2 separate regions of the Homo sapiens genome follow, and region 2 is linked to region 1. The links are chromatin loops, found by intact Hi-C in ENCODE. Cell type or tissue: B cell. All regions are shown on one strand. Each heading gives the region's core, and the rest is flanking DNA. Links, peaks and the distances in the headings are about the cores only.

Region 1 (8,889 bases), core at 570-8,569:
GAAAAAAAGAAAAGCAAGACTATGTTACGAAAGTTCCTCTTCCCCTCCTCTGGCGTCACTTCCCCTACCCCAGCCAATTTTGGAAATATGGCTATTTAGTCTTGCCTTTCTACACTCCACACCCAGAGTTCTTTTTTAGCAACACTGAAAGGTTAGAGACAACTCACTGCTTAGGAGAAAAATCTCTGCATCAACTAATTTTGTCTCCCCTCTTGACACTGTCTCAGGACATTATTGATTGTCACAACTTAGCGGCGAGGTATTACTTTTTACAACAGAATTATCAGACCCAAAGTGTTAACAGTGCCCAGGTTGGCAAACTCCAATTTAAGGGAATTGATCTTAACCTGAAATATCTGTTCCTGGTATTCTATTATACTTCAGTGTCTTGTGTAGGGAGAACAAATGAGTTAGAAAAGAATAGAACGTTCATGATGAAACTCAAATCTGCTTAGCCACAATAAAAGCAGATTCTTATCTGCAAGGTATCCTAAGCCCTTCCAGTTTTGAAAAAAAAGTCATGAAAGGCCCAGGGCGCTGGATCATACCTGTAATCCCAGCACTTTGGGAGGCCGAGGCAGGCGGATCACCTGAGATCAGGAGTTCGAGACCAGCCCGGCCAACATGGCGAAAACCTGTCTCTATCAAAAATACAAAAATTAGCCAGGCGTGTTGGCAGGCGCCTGTAATCCCAGCTAGCTGGGAGACTGAGGCAGGAGAATCGCTTGAACCTAGGAGGCAGAGGTTGCAGTGAGCCAAGACCACACCCCTACACTCCAGCCTGGGTGACAGAGCAAAACTCTGTCTCAAAAAAAAAAAAAAAAAAAAAAAAAAAACAAAAAACAGAAAAAAGTCATGAAGTTCCTGGAAGTGAAGGACAGGAAAGGCAGACTGGCTGAGACCACACCACATACTGGGGAAATTGGGCAGAGGACTAAATAATTTGAAAATTACACTTTACTTTCTAGTATCAGTTCTGTGAAAAGAAAAGCCTTGAACGGAACCATTTCCTTTGCAAAGGAAACAGCAAGATCCAAGTCTGCAGCGAAAGTTCTTTCTCAGGTGAAATTATAACTAGTCAGAAGCAGAGTCAGTGATCATGCACACCGTAGACTCAACCTCCTGCCATCGCAGAAGGTGCCGCACTCGGCATGCACCTTGGTGTCCGTGCACAGGCTGTTCCCTCTGCCCAGGTACCACCTGCCAGTTACAGCCTAGGTACTGCGAAATGCAAGAGCCCACTGTGCTGGGTGCCCCTCCTTGCTCCACAGCGCTCCACAGCTGCTTCTATCACATCACCACCACACTACTGTATTTGTTTCCATGTCTGCGTCCTTCCTTATTTGCCTCTTAGTTCCAGCAGCAGACCTGGAGTAGGCAACAAACAACACTGCGTCACACTCAGTGACCACCAGCGGGGAGTAATGCTGCATGTGATGGCCTAAGAACCAAGAAACAGGTTTTCTTGGTGGAAATTTGCCTGGAGCCTGACTTATCTGTTAGGTGATTTTTTTTTGATGTGGGATAGGCCCAAGAGAATTTTCAGGGATTCTCAACCAATTGCTTCAGGTCCTGGGGAAAGTGTTGCTTCAAACAGGCCCGAAGAGAAAAGCAGTATTGGGAATTTTACAACTACTTTTATGTGCATTAATGGATACTGCTGTGAAGAACAAGGCCAGAGAGAGCTAATAAAATTAGTTTCTCCATTAACCTGCCTAGACCACATTGAAAAGAAAAAAAAAATTAGTTTATCCAAGGAAGGAGATATACTTAAATAGGGGAGATAGGCTACATTCAAACCTATTGCAAAATTACCTTTAGACAATATTCTTTCAGTATTAAATGTGGATTATAATTGGAAGTGAAACTTTGTTTTGAATCGGTAGCCTTTTTCCATAAAGTGACACCTTTAAATGAAACTTTCAGCAAAATAATTTTATAATTTCTATTGAAGCCAACAACTTCCTCACAGGTTTTCCTGCTTCAAATCTTGCCATTATAGGAAAACTTTCTGACTGCTACTACTGGGCAGGCAGCTCCTAGGGAGATACTGGGTCATTACCCTGGATGTCCCAGTGTGGCTCAAGGTCCTTGTCAAGCATTATCTCATGTAAATGTTGCCACAACCTTCCAAACTTGCCAGTTTCATAAAGGAGAGAAACCTAAGGCACAGAGAGCTTCAGCAGCTTGCCCAAAACCATGCAGCAAGTGAAAGGCAGAGCTTGCTGCTGCAGCAAAGACTGGTAAGAGCCCCAAAGGGAAGGTGAACCTAAAGAAATAAGAATCCGCAGGTTGTGGAGTCAAGCCACACTTCATCGTGTGAAGAGTCTCCCTCAGATGCTCACTTTGGCACAGCTGGATACTATTTCATTCAGGGATTCAGTAAGTTTTCTTATTTGATCTTCTTCAAATCCGTTAGTAAAAACCAAACAAATTAGCTAACTGGTAGACTATCTCCAATATTACAGTATAAACTCACAGCCCCACAAAACGTGCTGTTTACTCAGAGGTTGTGCCCACAACATAACACTGGTGGTGACAGGGCCTCTTTTCAAAAAGGCACAGTCTTTCAAGCATGCCCATAAGGGAACACATAGGTTTACATAAGAACCCCGACACAAAATACATCATACTGTAGGATTCTATTTATATAAAATTCCAGAAAAGGCAAATCTATAGTGACAGATCAGTGGTTGCCATGTTCCAGGTGGAGGAAGGTGACTGACTGCCAAGGGTCACAGGGGAACTTCCTGGAACCTTGAAAATGTTTATTCTTTGTCATGATTGTGGTTGTCGTTACATGACTATATACATCTGTCAAATGTCATCAAACTACACAATTAAATTTCATGAATTCTACTGTATGCTAAGTGTACCTCAATAAGACTTCCAGAAATAAATAGATTTTTTAAAAATAGTTGAGGCTCAGCCAAGTGAGTACTGATTGTGGGGAAGAAAAAAATCACAAGTCCAAGTTTATGGGGAATCAGGTAACAGAACTTGTAATTTTGTCTCATCATCTGTATAACAATAGCATCTTTCATGCCTGTATTATTTCTGCACTCATTTAAACTCAGGCTGTTGCAATCCTGATTTGAAATGACAGGCAGGTGTGAATGCCTCACTCGAGTGGAATATAAAGGGTAAGGCAATGCGGTGCAGCAGACACAAAATCTAGCCTCAGTTCTGATGCCCATTACTTGTTTCCTTGAGTTAATGCCACTTAGCCCAAAGAGTCTACAGCTCTACTGCTTGCCTTATGTTGCAGGGACCTTCAGTTTTTTCATCTGTGAAATCGGAGGGTTACTGTAAATCCCAAATGTCCATCTCTTCAGTCATTTATTAATTTAGCAAACATTTCTGAGGACCCACTTATTGGGCACTTAAAGAAGTGAGTATGACACGGCCCTGCCCTAGAAGACCTTGCAGTCTAGGAAGGAGGTTCATGCTGTGACTTCTGAGCTTCTGCCTGGCTCTCTGGTTCTCTCTGGACATTTTCCCCTTGGGACCTGGCCAGCATGCTGTGAGGAAGACCAAGCCACAGGGAGAGGCTGCTGGTTGATTTTCTGGCTCATGGCTCATGGCTCCAAATGAGTAAGTGAGCCGTGTCCCCACCTGACAGACCCTGAGTGACGACCACCTTGCTGGGCCCAATCAAAACGAAATATGAGAGACAAGAAAATGCTCAGTGTTGTAAACCAGCGAGTTTGGGAGAGATTTGCCAGTAACAGATAAGCACAACCTACCCTTAGGGCATCTTTGAGGACGGAGGTTAATAGCTATTTACCAGCCATCCATCCCTGGAATCTGGATTCCTTGTTCCACCCGCAAATATACACTGGCCACCCTCTTTGCACCATAGCACAAGGGGACCTGCCTAAATGAAGAGGAACAGTGAGTGAGCTCTTTAGAACCAGAAGCTGGCTTTTACAATCATTTCTGCTGACCCAAACACAAGCACTTCAACAACAACCAGGCAGACCTACTCCTTGATGTGTTCCTTAAAGACTTTCTGTTACTCTGACTTCCGTCCACGAGGAAGTTTTCCTTGCCCTTAATAAGCGCACTGTCCAGGCCGCTGCCTCTCCTGATTTCCAACTGGAAGGACTGCTGGGGGCAAGGATCCACTGCACCAGCAGCCCGGTACGAACCCGGCCGCGCGCTGGCCTTGTCCTCACCCCGCCGGCTATCGCGGTCTCCGACCTATGGCCAGGACCCGCAAGGACAGGCCCCCCGGGGACAGGGACCGGGACAGGGAAAGTCCCGAGATGAATGGCCGAGCCCCGGCCCAGCGCCCTTGGGACTAGCGGGGCCCGCTCACCTCTGGCCGACTACGCTTCTGCAGCAAATGCTCCAGGTAGAGGTCGGAGAGCGCCGTGTGCATGCTGCCCCCACTCTCGCCCTCGCTCGCCTTGAGGGTCATCTCGCAGAAGCTGGAACACTGGAACGCAAGACAGGGCAGCGCTGGGAATGACAGGGCCCGGGGCCTGCGGGGCTGCGGAGAAGGCGGGAGACGCGGTGCGGCTGGGCCAGTCACCGCCCCGCAGGCGGTGCGCCGGGAGGGCGCGGACGGAGCTCCGCCTACGGCCCGCCCACTCCTGCCCTCGCTCCGCCCATGGAAGTCTCCCACGCCCCGGACTCCGCGGCTCCCTGCGCTCCGAGAAGCGGCCCTTAAAGGGCCTGAGGAAGTCGTAGCTGTAGGTGGCCGCGTGAGATGAATGCCAGAAAGATAAGAAAGGGGAGGGGGCCCCCAGCTTCTGGGTGGTTGAGCACACGGCCCACGCCCCGTTGGGCCTGAGCCGCCCGGGTGCCCTGGCCAAATTCGTGGGGATTGCAGGGAGGCAACAAGGGAAATCAGAATCGGCCGGCTTAGTGGAGTTCAAAAGATGTAGGTGAACTCTAGACTCTTCCCATAAATTGATGCGGGCGCAGCATTACCCTTTGAGATCTGGACATTGCGAAAATGCCTTTAAGGCTGCTGTGCTGCTGCACCCTGTCATTTAATTGTTGTGTGCTGTTTGATGATGAAACATCTTATTGCCTTCAAAACCAAACTGTTTTTACTTAGGGCAGATCTCCTGCTGTAAATGCCACAAAATTTTTCCGGCTCAGCGAAAGCAAAGGCAGCAAACATTCCTTAGTAACCCTAGAGGAGGATTCCTTAGCATCCTAACGCATTGGAGACATTCAAACACCAGTCACAGCGATGGAAGGCTTTCTGAACAAAACAAACATTTAATGGGCTTGTACGGCTCTTGGTCCCCTACCCCAAGCTAGTAGCCTCACAGTATTAGAAGCAGTTCATCACTACATGTAATCTTATTCTGACCTTCCTCAAAGCTTCCTGGGAAGGAGGAGCTCATAGCCAAGAGGAGAAAATCCAAGGGCAACAGTTTAGAGCTGCATTGCCCAGTTTTCTCTACCAAGAGGCCGAACTCATGTGAATGACGGTTCCCTTCCTCAAGATCACTCTAAACGAACGGGGGGGGAGGGGGGGGTGGGGTGGGGGGGGAGAGATTGAAATTAAGACTGTGATATTGAGGCATGGATAGATTAATTGAGCAATGGCATAGAATAGAGAACCCCGAAACGCAACCATGCAAGTATAGAAATGTGGTATATGATAGAAGTGGCATGTTAGGTAAGTAAACAGGGACATTTTATTAACTGACGCTGGAAAATGGTTATTTATATTGGAAAAGATGAAATTGGAATCCTCATTCATGTGATATGGAAAATAATAATAATCTATTCCAGATGGATTAAGGAATTAAATGTCAAAAACATACCCTTAAAGCTCTTGACAGGAAACATAGGCAAGGAACTTTTAGACTTTGGGATACAGATTTCTAAACAATGTAGACAAACCATTGACCATAGAATGGAATAGTGGTAACTTTGACTTTAAGAATTTTAATTTATGAAGACACCATAAAGAGCAAAAAACACAGCTGTGCATTGGGAGAAAATATTTTCAATACAGATAAGTGGCAAGGAATTCCAATTGCGAATATATAAAGGACTACAAATTATTAAGAAAAACACAATCCAGTAAAGAAGTGGGCAAAACACATGAATAGGCATTTCACCAACAGAGAGACGCATATGGCCAATAAACATACATATAAAGAGATGTTCGACATCATTAGTGATCAGGAAAATGCAAAGCAAAACTACAATGAAATACCACTGTTCACCCATTCAGTTGTCAAAAATTTAAAAGTCTAACAGTACCAAGTGTTGGGGAGGATGTGAATCCATATGATTTATTGAATATTGCTGGTGGGAGTCTAAATTGGTACCAGTTGTAAGGAAAACGGGTTTCCATTATCTCTTACAGTTGAACATACATCTACCCTCTGAGCCAGCAATTCTGCTCCTAGAGGGAACAACTATTCCCAGTTTGGTCTGTAACCTTCCAGGTCTCCCTCTGTGCATCTGCAAAATATTCAGGACTAGAGTTGCCTTGTTTGTCCAGGTACGAAAACCATAGTATGGATGGCCTTGCTCCAATTTATACTCCTTCCATATTTTCTCAGCCTTATCTACTTCCCAGGCGATCAGGCACTTGATCAATGGAAATCCCTGACTGCCACTGACGTTTTCACATCTCCTGACACTTCTGACTCCTTCACTTTTCTAAAGTGAGGGCTAGGTTCTGAAATGACCTCTACTGCACTCACTGCAGCAGGAGCTTCTGCACTCAAGCTCATCCTGACCAGATCCATGGAGGCTCTGATGACTCCTACCACTTTTGGATTCAGGATTGAACTGTGGTGTGTGGGATCTGGCTTTCCTACTGACTACCAGGACCAAGGTAACACAACTCAGAGGTGTGAGGAAACTAACAAACACCTAATAGGGTGAACTTTGACCACTGACAGAAATGAGACAAACACCCGTAGGCAGATCAATTCCTTTCCTCAACCATTTCAAGATGGTGTGATTCTATACAACTCTTCTGGAAGCATTCAGGAAGACTGTGAGATAAGCTGTGTTTTCTTGAGTAACAGTGGCGAACTCAGTAGCACACCAAAGTATATTTTGTTTCCATCCTTCCCTACCTCACTTCATTTATTCCCTCACTCTTACACCCATGGGATTGCATCCTTCACTAAAGATTTACCACATATGTTTTGCTCCAGGCTTTGCTTTCTACCAAACATAGGCTAAGAAAACAGGTGTCAGAAATGGGGTGGCCTCAGAAAACAGACCCTCAGGATAGGACTTTTGCTATACAAATACATGGACATTAAATAATCTGCTCTTGAATGGTATTTGGGTCAACAATGAAATCAAGATGGAAATCAAAAATTTCTTTGAGCTGAATGATAATAGTGACACAACTTATCAAAACTTCTGGGATACAGCAAAAGTGGTGCTAAGAGGAAGATTCATAGCATTAAATGCCCATATCAAAAAGTCTAAAACAGCACAAATAGACAATCTAAGGTCACATTACCCGACTTCAAACTATACTACAAGGCCGTAGTTACCAAAACAGCGTGGTACTGGTATAAAAATAGGCATGTAGACCAATGGAACAAAATACAGAACACAGAAATAAAGCCAAATACAAACAACTGATCTTTGACATAACAAACAAAAACATAAAATGGGGAAAGGACACCCTGTTCAACGAATGGTGCTGGGAAAATTGGCACGCCACATGTAGATAATTGAAACTGGATCCTCATCCCTCGCCTTGTACAAAAATCAACTCCAGATGGATCTAAGATTTAAATCTAACACCTGAAACCATAAAAATTCTAGGAGATAACACTGGCAAAGCTATTCTAGACATTGGCTTAGGCAAAGAGTTCGTGACCAAGAACCCAAAAGCAAATGCAACAAAAACAAAAATAAATAGGTGGGACCTGATTAAACTGAAAAGCCTCTGCACAGCAAAAGAAATAATCAGCAGAGTAAACAGACAACCCACAGAATGAGAGAAAATATTTGCAAACCATGCATCTGATGACAAAGGACTAATATCCAGAATCTACAAGGAACTCAAACAAATCAGCAAGAAAAAAATAACCCCATCAAAAAGTGGGCAAAGGAATGAATAGACAATTCTCAAAATATACAAATGGCCAATAAACATACGAAAAACTGTTCAACATCACTAATTATCAGGGAAATGCAAATTAAAACCACAATGAGATGCCACCTTACTCCTGCAAGAATGGCCATAATAAAAAAAAATCAAAAAAGAATAAATGTTGGTGTGAATGTGGTGAAAAGAGAACACTTTGACACTGCTGGTGGGAATGGAAACTAGTACAACCACTGTGGAAAACAGTACCGAGATTTCTTAAAGAACTACAAGTAGAACTACCATTTGATCCAGCAATCCCACTACTGGGTATCTACCCAGAGGAAAAGAAGTCATTATTTGAAAAAGACACTTGTACATACATGTTTATAGCAGCACAATTTGCAATTGCAAAGATATGGAACCAGTCTAAATGCCCATCAACCAACAAATGGATAAAGAAAATATGGTATATATACACCATGGAACACTACTCAGCCATAAAAAGGAACAAAATAATGGCAACTCACAGATGGAGTTGGAGACCACTATTCTAAGTGAAATAACTCAGGAATGGAAAACCAAATATTGTATGTTCTCACTTATAAGTGGGAGCTAAGCTATGAGGACAAAAGGCATAAGAATTATACTATGGACTTTGGGGACTCGGGGGAAAGGGTGGGAGGGGGATGAGGGACAAAAGACTACACATTGGGTGCAGTGTACACTGCTGAGGTGATGGGTGCACCAAAATCTCAGAAATTACCACTAAAGAACTTATCCATGTAACTAAAAACCACCTCTACCCAAATAATTTTGAAATAAAAAATAAAAATATTTTAAAAAGAACT
Region 2 (8,889 bases), core at 513-8,512, 56 kb before region 1:
CTAATTAACATTTATAGAACACTTTACCCAATGACAGAAGAATACATATTTTTTCAAGTGCTTATGTACATGAAGTGAAACTATATTGTGGGCCATGATATACATTTAACAAATTTTAAAGAATATAAATCATATAGAGTTTGTTCTTAGATCATAATGGAATTTAACTAGAAATTAATAATAGAAAGATATCTAGAAATTCCAATATTGGGAAATTACATAAACTTCCAGAAAACCCTTGGATCAAAGAGGAAATCTCAGGGGAAAATTAAATAATACTTTGAAATGAATTAAAATGAAAATGCAACATATCCAATTTTGTGGGATGCACCTAAAGTAGTGCTTAGAAGGAAGATTGGCCAGGTGTGGTGGCTCACGCCTGTAATCCCAGCACTTTGGGAGGCCAAGGTGGGCTGGATCACTTGAGGTCAAGAGTTCAAGACCAGCCTGGCCAATATGGTGAAACCGCATCTCTACTAAAAATTCAAAAATTAGCCAGGCATGGTGGCAGGTGCCTGTAATCCCACCTACTCAGGAGGCTGAGGCAGGAGAATTGCTTGAACCCAGGAGGCAGAGGTTGCAGTGAGCTAAGATTGTGTCACTGCACTCCAGCCTGGGTGACAATGCGAGACTCAGTCTCAGAAAAAAAAAAAAAGGAAGATTATAGCACTAAATGCTTATATTAGAAAATAAGAAAGGTCTCAAATCAGTAATTTAAGTTTCCTCCCTAAGGAACTAGATAAAGAAGTGATTAAATTAAACCCAATGCAATCAAAAGGAGGAAAATAATAAAGATAAGAGGATAAATTAATGAAATTGAAAGCAGGGAGAAAGTAGAGAAAATAAACGAAACCAAAGGATGGTTCCTAAAAACTAATGTAATAAATGAAAACTGAGGCATCACTACAAATCATACAGGCATTTAAAGGATAATAAGGGAACATAATGAACAACTTTCTGCCAATAAATTCAAGAACTTAGACAAAATAGAGAAAAGCCTTGAAAGACACTAACGACACTCATTCAAGAAGATATGGATAACCCACATAGCCCTATATCTATTAAAGAAATAAAATTTGGCCAGGCCCAGTGGCTCACACCTGTAATCCTAGCACTTTGGGAGGCCGAAGCGGGTGGATCACCTGAGGTCAGGAGTTCGAGACCAGCCTGGCCAACATGGCAAAACCCTGTCTCTACTAAAAATACAAAAATTAGCCAGGCATGGTGGTGGGCACCTGTAATCCCAGCTACCCGGGAGGCTGAAGCTGGAGAATCTCTTGAACCCAGGAGGTGGAGGTTGCAGCGAGCCAAGATCGTGCCACTGCACTTCAGCCTGGGTGACAAGAGTGAAACTCCATCTCAAAAAAAAAAAAAAAAAAAAGAAAGAAAGAAAATTTGTAGTTGATAGCCTTCCCAAAAAGAAAAGTATAGGCCCAGATGTTTTCAATGGTGAGTTCTACCAATCATTTAAGGAAGAAGGAATACCAATTCTACACAACATCTTTCAGAAAATACAAGAGGAGGGAGAACTTCTGATTTCATTTTATGATGCCAGCATTATGCTAATATCAAAACCAAAGATAGCATAAAAAAGGAAAACTGCAGACCGATATCCCTCATGGACAGAGACAAATATCTTCAGCCAAACTATCAGCAAAGCAAATCCAGAAATATATGAAAAGAATAATATGTTACAACCAACTGAAGTTTATCCCATAAGTTCGAGGTTGGTTCAACATTTAAAATCAAGCAGTGTAATTCACCATAGTAACAGACTAAAAAATAAAAAACATATCATCATTTTTATAGATGCAGGAAACACAACAAAATCCAACTCATGAGAAGAAGCCTCAGCAAACTAGCAAGATGGGGGAGCTTCCTCAATTTGGTAAAAGGTGCCTACAAAAAGCCTACAGCTAACATACTTAAAAGGTGAAAAATGGAATGCTTTCCCTCTAAAATCAAGAAAAAGTCAAGGATGTCTGCTCTCGTCATTTCTATGCAACATTTATAGTATTGCAGGTTGCAACTACAGACAAGGCTATTAGAACTAATAAGTGAGTTTAGCAAGGCTATGGGATATGAGGTCAGTGAAATCAATTGACAAACCAATCCTAAAATTGCCATAGAAAAACAAAGGACCTAAAATAGCCAAAACAACTCTGAGAAAGAAAAAGTTTGAGGGCTAAAATAACCTGATTTCAAGAATTATTGTAAAGCTACAGTCATTAGTCATTAAACAGCATGTTGTTGGCATAAAACAAATAGATCAATGGAACAGACTAGAGAATCCAGAAATAGATCTACATGGATATGGTAAATGGATTTTTTTTTAGATAGTTTTGCTCTTGTCGCCCAGGCTGGAGTGCAATGGTGTGATCTCAGCTCACTGCAACCTCCACCTCTGGGGTTCAAGCAATTCTCCTGTCTCAGCCTCCCAAGTAGCTGGGATTACAGGTGCCCACCACCATGCCTGGCTAATTTTTTTTGTGTTTTTAGTAGAGACAGAGTTTCACCATGTTGGCCAGGCTGGTCTTGAACTCCTGACCTCAGGAGATCCTCCAGCCTCAGCCTCCCAAAGTGCTGGGATTATAGGCGTGAGCCACTGTGCCCTTCAGGTAAATTGGTTTTTGATGATGTTTCAAAAGTAAATCAATGGAATAAAGGCAGTCTACTCAATAAATAGTACTGGAACAAATGAAATCGGTATGCAAGAAAAGAAACCATGATACAAACCTCACAGCTTTTATAAAATTTACTCAAAATGGATCATAGATCTAAATATAAAATATCTAAATATAAAATATAAAATTATAAAACTTTCAGAGGCCAGGTACATTGGCTCACGCCTGTAATCCCAGCACTTTAGAAGGCCAAGGTGGAAGGATCACTTGAGGCCAAGAGTTGGAGACCAGCCTGCGGGCAACATGGAGAAATCCTGTCCTCTCTACAAAAAATACAATTAGCAGTGCATGGTGGGGAGCAGCTATAGTGCCAGCTACTCAGGAGACTGAGGTGGGAGGATCACTTGAGCCCAAGAGGTCAAGGCTGGGTGACAAAGGATCTTAGGCTAGATGAAGAGTTGTTAGATTTAACATTAAATCCATGATTCATAAAAGAAAAATTGTATTGGGGATTTCATTAAAATTTTTAAATTTTAGTTCTTCAAAAGAGGATGAAAAGACAAAAACTATGGGCTGCTAGAAAATATTTGCAAATTAAATATGCAACAAAGAACCTATATCCAGAGAACCTATATCCAGGGACAAAAACAGTGCCTGGCTCTTGGCATTGTTTTGAAAACTAAATGAGTTAATACAAGTTCTTAGTGTAGTGCCTGGCACATATAAACATTCAATAAAAGTGAACTATTATAGCTTTATTATCACTGTTATTATAGGACTCTTTAAAATGGATAAAAATAGATGCAAGCCAAATGTTCACCAATAGAGAAATTGTTATATTATATGTATTACAAGGAATATTTGACAATGCTTTAACGAATGAAGTAAATCTATATGTACTAACCTGGAAAGATGTCCAGGATGTTTGTGAACAAAGCAAATTGCAGGACCGTTAGTAGAATATGATCCCAGTTGTGCAAAAAGAAAATTATATATTTTCTGAAAAATTTTGTAGAATGGTACTCACTGAACGGCTCACAGTTGTTATCCCTGGGTTGGGGAGTGGAATAAGGAGGAGAGCAAAGGGAAGGTAGCGGGGTAGGGGAAATTTAAAGGGGGTCTTCACTTTTCATTCTATTTATTAACATAAGAATATATTTCTTGTGAAACAAAAAATACAGATGAAAATAACTATCTTTTAAAAGACCAGTGATAAAAAATAACTTTCTGATTGTCTTCACTGATGGATTCAAGTGGATGAAGTACAAGCCTACTTTGGACTGAAAGGTTTACCTAAAAACTGCCTGAGCTTCCATTTGTAACAGCAAACATTGATGGAGTGCTGCTTGCTGGCCTGGCAGCACGAATAACTGAGTTATTGTCCTGGTTGTGCCAATAACTAGTTTTGCTATGTTACTATTATAAATGTTAAACTATAAACTGGAATCAAGTCTTTTTTTTCTGTCTTCCCAGCCTGTAACACAGGGCCTAGTTCGGAGTTAGCGCTCCGTTAACGGGAGGGAGTGACAGGAATTGAATTTAAGCAGCTGTAACAGCCCTATCCAGGCCCCGTCGAAGTGACACATGATCACCATCTAGTGGTGAAAAAGATTCCTGCAGAATTTAGCTATGAGAGGAAAAAGAATTCTTTCTGTGGTGTGTTCCAGGGACAGATGCCTGTCAGCGAAAAAAGCATTGACTAGATATGATCTTTCTTAGAGACAGTTCCCAAACATCAAGGTTTATGTCTTGGAGTGTTGGTAAGATGACACCTAGGTACTCTTGTGTCTTAAGTCTAGTCACTGCCCCATCATCACACGCCCCACATATCTCTAAGCTGCGCAGTGTCCACTCTTGCCACATCCCCTAAAGGAATGAACCGCGTGTGATAATAGGCACACACACTCATGCCTTCCCAAAGTTGATGAAATACTAATAAACTTCCCTAAGCCAGTCTGCTTAAGATACAAAAAAAGACTGGGAAATAAAATATTCTATAATCTTTGCCCTCCAGGGGCATCTTTCTGTATCATCTACTGAAATTGTATAGTGAACCTTTAAAATGTCTGTCATTCCAAAGGACAACAAGGAAACCCATCCTGAGTCAACACTGCAAGCACTACTGTGTGACAAAAGCCTCACCTGCTCATGCAGGTGATGGGAGCAGGTTTTCTTCTCTTGCCTCCTTTGAGTAGCTTCACAGTTAAGGAAGCAGCTGGATAATGCAGAGGCCAAGAGATATTGGACCCTGTGCTTATGGACTCCTGGACTCAAAAGCAAATGATGTAGGGACACACTGGCACTTAGAGAAATCTCAGTATTTATGCACTCCTGATATTCACGTGCTAAATAGAACAACCTTCCTCTAAAGTTCTGTTCTGCAGAACAAACAACAAAAATCTTTTCAAAGACCCCTAAGAGAGAAACACACACTGTCTAGCCCGATGTGAATGGGGAAAGAGGGCTTGAGCAACTCTATGTTCAGGAAAATCTCCTGCCACACATTCTGGAAGTATTCATACATTATTAAAGTCTTTTTATAATCCCACCTCTTGAACTTCCACACAATATGTGCCTCATCTATGTGGGAACAAAAACAGTTGTGAAATTTGGCCAGAAGAGGACAGCAGTTTGAGAGCACTGTATAGACAAGAGCACAAGGCTGAACCACATTTGGGGTGGGCTGCTTTGGATGAGCGCAGACATGCGCGAGTTTGTTCCTACCACCGTGCAGTGAAGTTGCAGAGAAATTAGGAATTAAGAACAAGATGAATCCATCCAGCTACTCCCAGCCTAAAAAAAGCAAGAAGTCCTAATAGCTATTTATATGCAACTCCCTGGGGACTGAAGTGGTTCTTCCTAATGGCTGAAAAACACTGAGTAGCAATCAGGTCTTTAAGCAGAATGTTTTTAAGACCTTATCGTGAGGACGCTGATGGAGATAATGAACGTTTGAGGTGTCGATAGTACATCTTAAAACGGTAATGGAATAGGTAGGAAGATTCGCTCTTCCAAGTATTCCTAATTTCATATTAGTAAAAGTCAGTTGTCCAGCTGGCACTATAAAAGCGCGGTGTCAGCATTAAGAAGAAGCTGAAAGGAGTTACACGATGAGAAACGAGTTACACTGTGTAGGGTTCCAGACAGCAGTGTCCGATGACAGCTACAAGAGCAGCACTCCTTACTCCTTACGGTCCAGGGGGAATGCAGGCAATTCCCCTCTGGCTGTCAGTCTCCCTATCCCCTGCCGCGTCTCCTTCGCGGGGCGATGGGTCTCAGAGCCACCCCCAGCCAAAGAAAGGGGCACGCTTTCGAGATGTCTCCCTGGCCGCTCCTGTACGGAGAGTGGCGCCTGAGGTTTCAGCCCCAACCCGCCTCCCTCCGCTAGAGTCAGCGGCGGTCTGGAGTCCCTGAGCCCCGCGGGCAGGCGCCACCTGGTCTCCGGCCCGCTGCCTAGCACAGCGGCGAAGCTGGCTCGACGTGCGATTTCGGTTTCCGTCCGTCGGCCTCGCCCGCAGTCCCGGGCGCTGGGAGCGGCTGCGCCTGGCGCGCCCGGAGCCCAGCGGCTCCCCGCGGCCGCCCCGCGGGCGGGTGCCCCGGGACGCGAAGGCCGGGCGGGTGGCGGCGCCCCTACTCACGTAGCGCTGTAGCTTCCTCTCGGGGGGCGACTTAACGAGCCAGCCGGTGCACACTGCGTCGCCCGCACTCATCGTGGCCGCCGCCGCCGCTTCCTCCAGCTGGGCCAGCCGCCCGCGGCAGAAGGAAGTCGGGCCAAGGATGCCGGCGGGGCGGGCCCAGCGCCCGCCCGCCCAGCGCCGCCCCGAGCGGCCGCTGCGACCCCCGCCTCCGGCCGCCGCGGCCCCCGGGGAGGGAACCGACGCCGCCCGCAACCCAAGACGGCGGGAAAAGCAAGCAGCGAAGCCTGGGAAGCCCCTTCGAGCAACTGCAGCTCCGCCAGCGGCTGTGCCCGGGGGGGGGGTGTGGGGGGGGGAGCCTACGCAGCAGGGCGCCTGCCACTCTCACCCAGGGTCACGAGAAAGCGCTCGGAAGGAGCCCTGCGACCTAATGGGAGCACAGCCTGGAACCTGTTGCCCTCATGCCCCATCCCCAATCCGCCACGCCAAACGGGCTGGTCCCTGGGTCTCAGGGACCCTGGAGCTGAAACCCAAGTACCACCTGCATCTGCCATGTGCATAGTTCACGGAGAAACAAAAGCAAGACTCCTCTTGGACTTCCCTATTCCACTTGATTGCTTGCACAGTAGTGTGTTTTCTATGTCCCTCCCCCAAAGATCGTTGTATTCAGTGATAAGCTTTGCCGGCTAAACGGTCTAAATGTCTTAATGAACCCAAATGACCCAAACTCAAAAGGTAGTGCTGTTTGCAATCTCTTTGACTCGAAGGTTTTAAAAGATGGATCTAAAGTCGATTGTGCCAACTAGTGTGCTGACCACGCTAAGTAAAAATAACAATCATGAGCACCTAACACTTGTGACCTTCCTTACTGCCAAGCTAACACCATGCCAGCGATTGTGCTAAGCACTTTCCAGGCGTTATCTCATTGAATCCACACAACACCCTGTCAAAGGGCTCTTATTATTATCTCAATTTTGCAGGTTACTAAAATGAAAAACAGGATGACAGTGTCACTTGTCGAGAGCCACACGAGAAAATCATCCATAGGCAGCCAGAGCTGTGTCAAGAGCCCATCCACTTAAGCACCACCCTCTGCTTTTTGTGGGTATCATCTATGTGACGTTTGCTAGCATCTTCAACAGAATGACCAACCTCCCATCCTATCAGGCCAGATGCTTCAGGGTGATGAGCTAACATGGTAACACCAGTGGAGTCCATCAGCATGCGCACACTGGCTTATAATGATTTTCTTGTGTGAGATAATGTCAGTGTGAATAATGGGTTCAGTAAGTCAATGGGCAGGAGTGCCAGCAGAAATGTGAATTTTAAAAAAGCGAATCCATGTACAAAATTAGTACCTGTTCAAGTGAGAAAAAATTGCTGCCCCTTCCAGATGGCAGTCCAGGTGGCTGTCTGGTCCCCCCAGGGAATGCTGTTATTAAGGGTTCATTGTTTGTCTCTGCCTGTGGGCAGCTTGAGCACTTAGCAGTGGCTGTGGCCATATCAACTGTTGCCAGTCCCTGAGAGCCCCACTATGCATTGCTAATTCTCTAAGTCTTGCTTACACCTCTGTTAAAAAAAAAATCCCTTAATTATACTTTCCTCATTTCAACCCCTTGAGTCTACTGTTTGCTTCCTTTTGAAACCTTGACCGATAGACCTGGTCATGAGGAACTCCCTACGACATTCTGGGTGTAAGTCCAGGGAATGGTGATCATGCAGCAGCAGGGGCCACAAAGATGTGAGCCACCTGCTCTAGCAACTTTCCTGTACCTTCCAGACCTGCTTGAGTCTGGTCTCAAATATTCCACTTCCAAAAGAGGATGAAATAGCACCAAATTTATCAGTGGCAGCTGAAGTTCCATGGTTCTTTGGTGCCCCATGGTCAAGCATTCAGACTTTGCCACAGCCCAGGAGCAAGCTGGAAGCTGTTGGTCAAAAGGAAAATACTTCTTTTGTGGTAGAGGGCATGGTTTACTTCAAAACTCTAGGGCTTTGCTGTGTGTTTCTCCTACTGGGACTTGCCAGAGGCTCCGTGTAGCCTCCCAGTGTGTCAAAGGTCCTGTACCTGTTGAATCTACATGGTCATAAGGGTCAAGTGGCCTGGACCTGTCACAGAGCCTTTTCTTGCCCTGGATCTCTCCCCGAAAACATGCAACCCTACAGATGACTTGCTGAGTGCATTGGTGCGGCACAATTAAATGTAGCATATGTTGCCTACAAAATTCAAACATCCACACCAAATGCCGTGCCTCTTTCTGAGTGGTAGGTGGTAAGCGGTACAACAACATGTTGAATACCCAACGTGGTCCAGACCATCTAAAAACTTTGCTGAGGTTCAGGCTCTTGAGTTTTCATGGGGCTTATCTCCTGCCCTGTGGTGTACTTGTATCTTAATAAAGCATCTAGAGTATTCGCTACCTCTAGATCATCAGGTCCAGTACATATGTCATCAGTGTAATAAACCAGCACAACATTCACAACAATCAAGCTCCATTCAACGTGGATTATGACAGTGAGCCAGAGAATAGATATAGTCCTAAGGTTGTACTTCTGTTCCCGCTAGATGAAAGTAAGCTGCTTCTAGTGTTCTCTGCTGAATGGGAAAAAATAACATTTGGCAAAGGAAT

The links. Peaks named below come from ENCODE experiments on the same cell type or tissue, not always from the same donor. Only the 100,000 strongest peaks of a DNase experiment are listed, where the experiment ranks them.
Region 2: a loop joins it to region 1, with 11 times the contacts of the local background. A loop is called at or near these places in 4 of 110 quality-filtered maps.

Annotation. Positions count from the first base shown.
Region 1 is chrX:154,800,951-154,809,839 of GRCh38, forward strand. MPP1 (MAGUK p55 scaffold protein 1) reads right to left here and starts at 4,535. Exons shown (of 12, transcript NM_002436.4): 1 at 4,322-4,535. The coding sequence starts at 4,423. RefSeq lists a silencer at 4,500-4,659. In B cell, for the core only: no CTCF peak of the experiment used is centred there; a DNase peak (open chromatin) is centred at 4,591; H3K4me3 peaks cover 1,248 bases.
Region 2 is chrX:154,744,692-154,753,580 of GRCh38, forward strand. GAB3 (GRB2 associated binding protein 3) reads right to left here and starts at 6,386. Exons shown (of 10, transcript NM_001081573.3): 1 at 6,263-6,386. The coding sequence starts at 6,334. RefSeq lists silencers at 6,032-6,091, 6,262-6,341. In B cell, for the core only: a CTCF peak has its summit at 4,233 (motif pointing left); DNase peaks (open chromatin) are centred at 4,220, 5,460, 6,180 and 6,730; H3K4me3 peaks cover 1,840 bases; H3K27ac peaks cover 1,131 bases.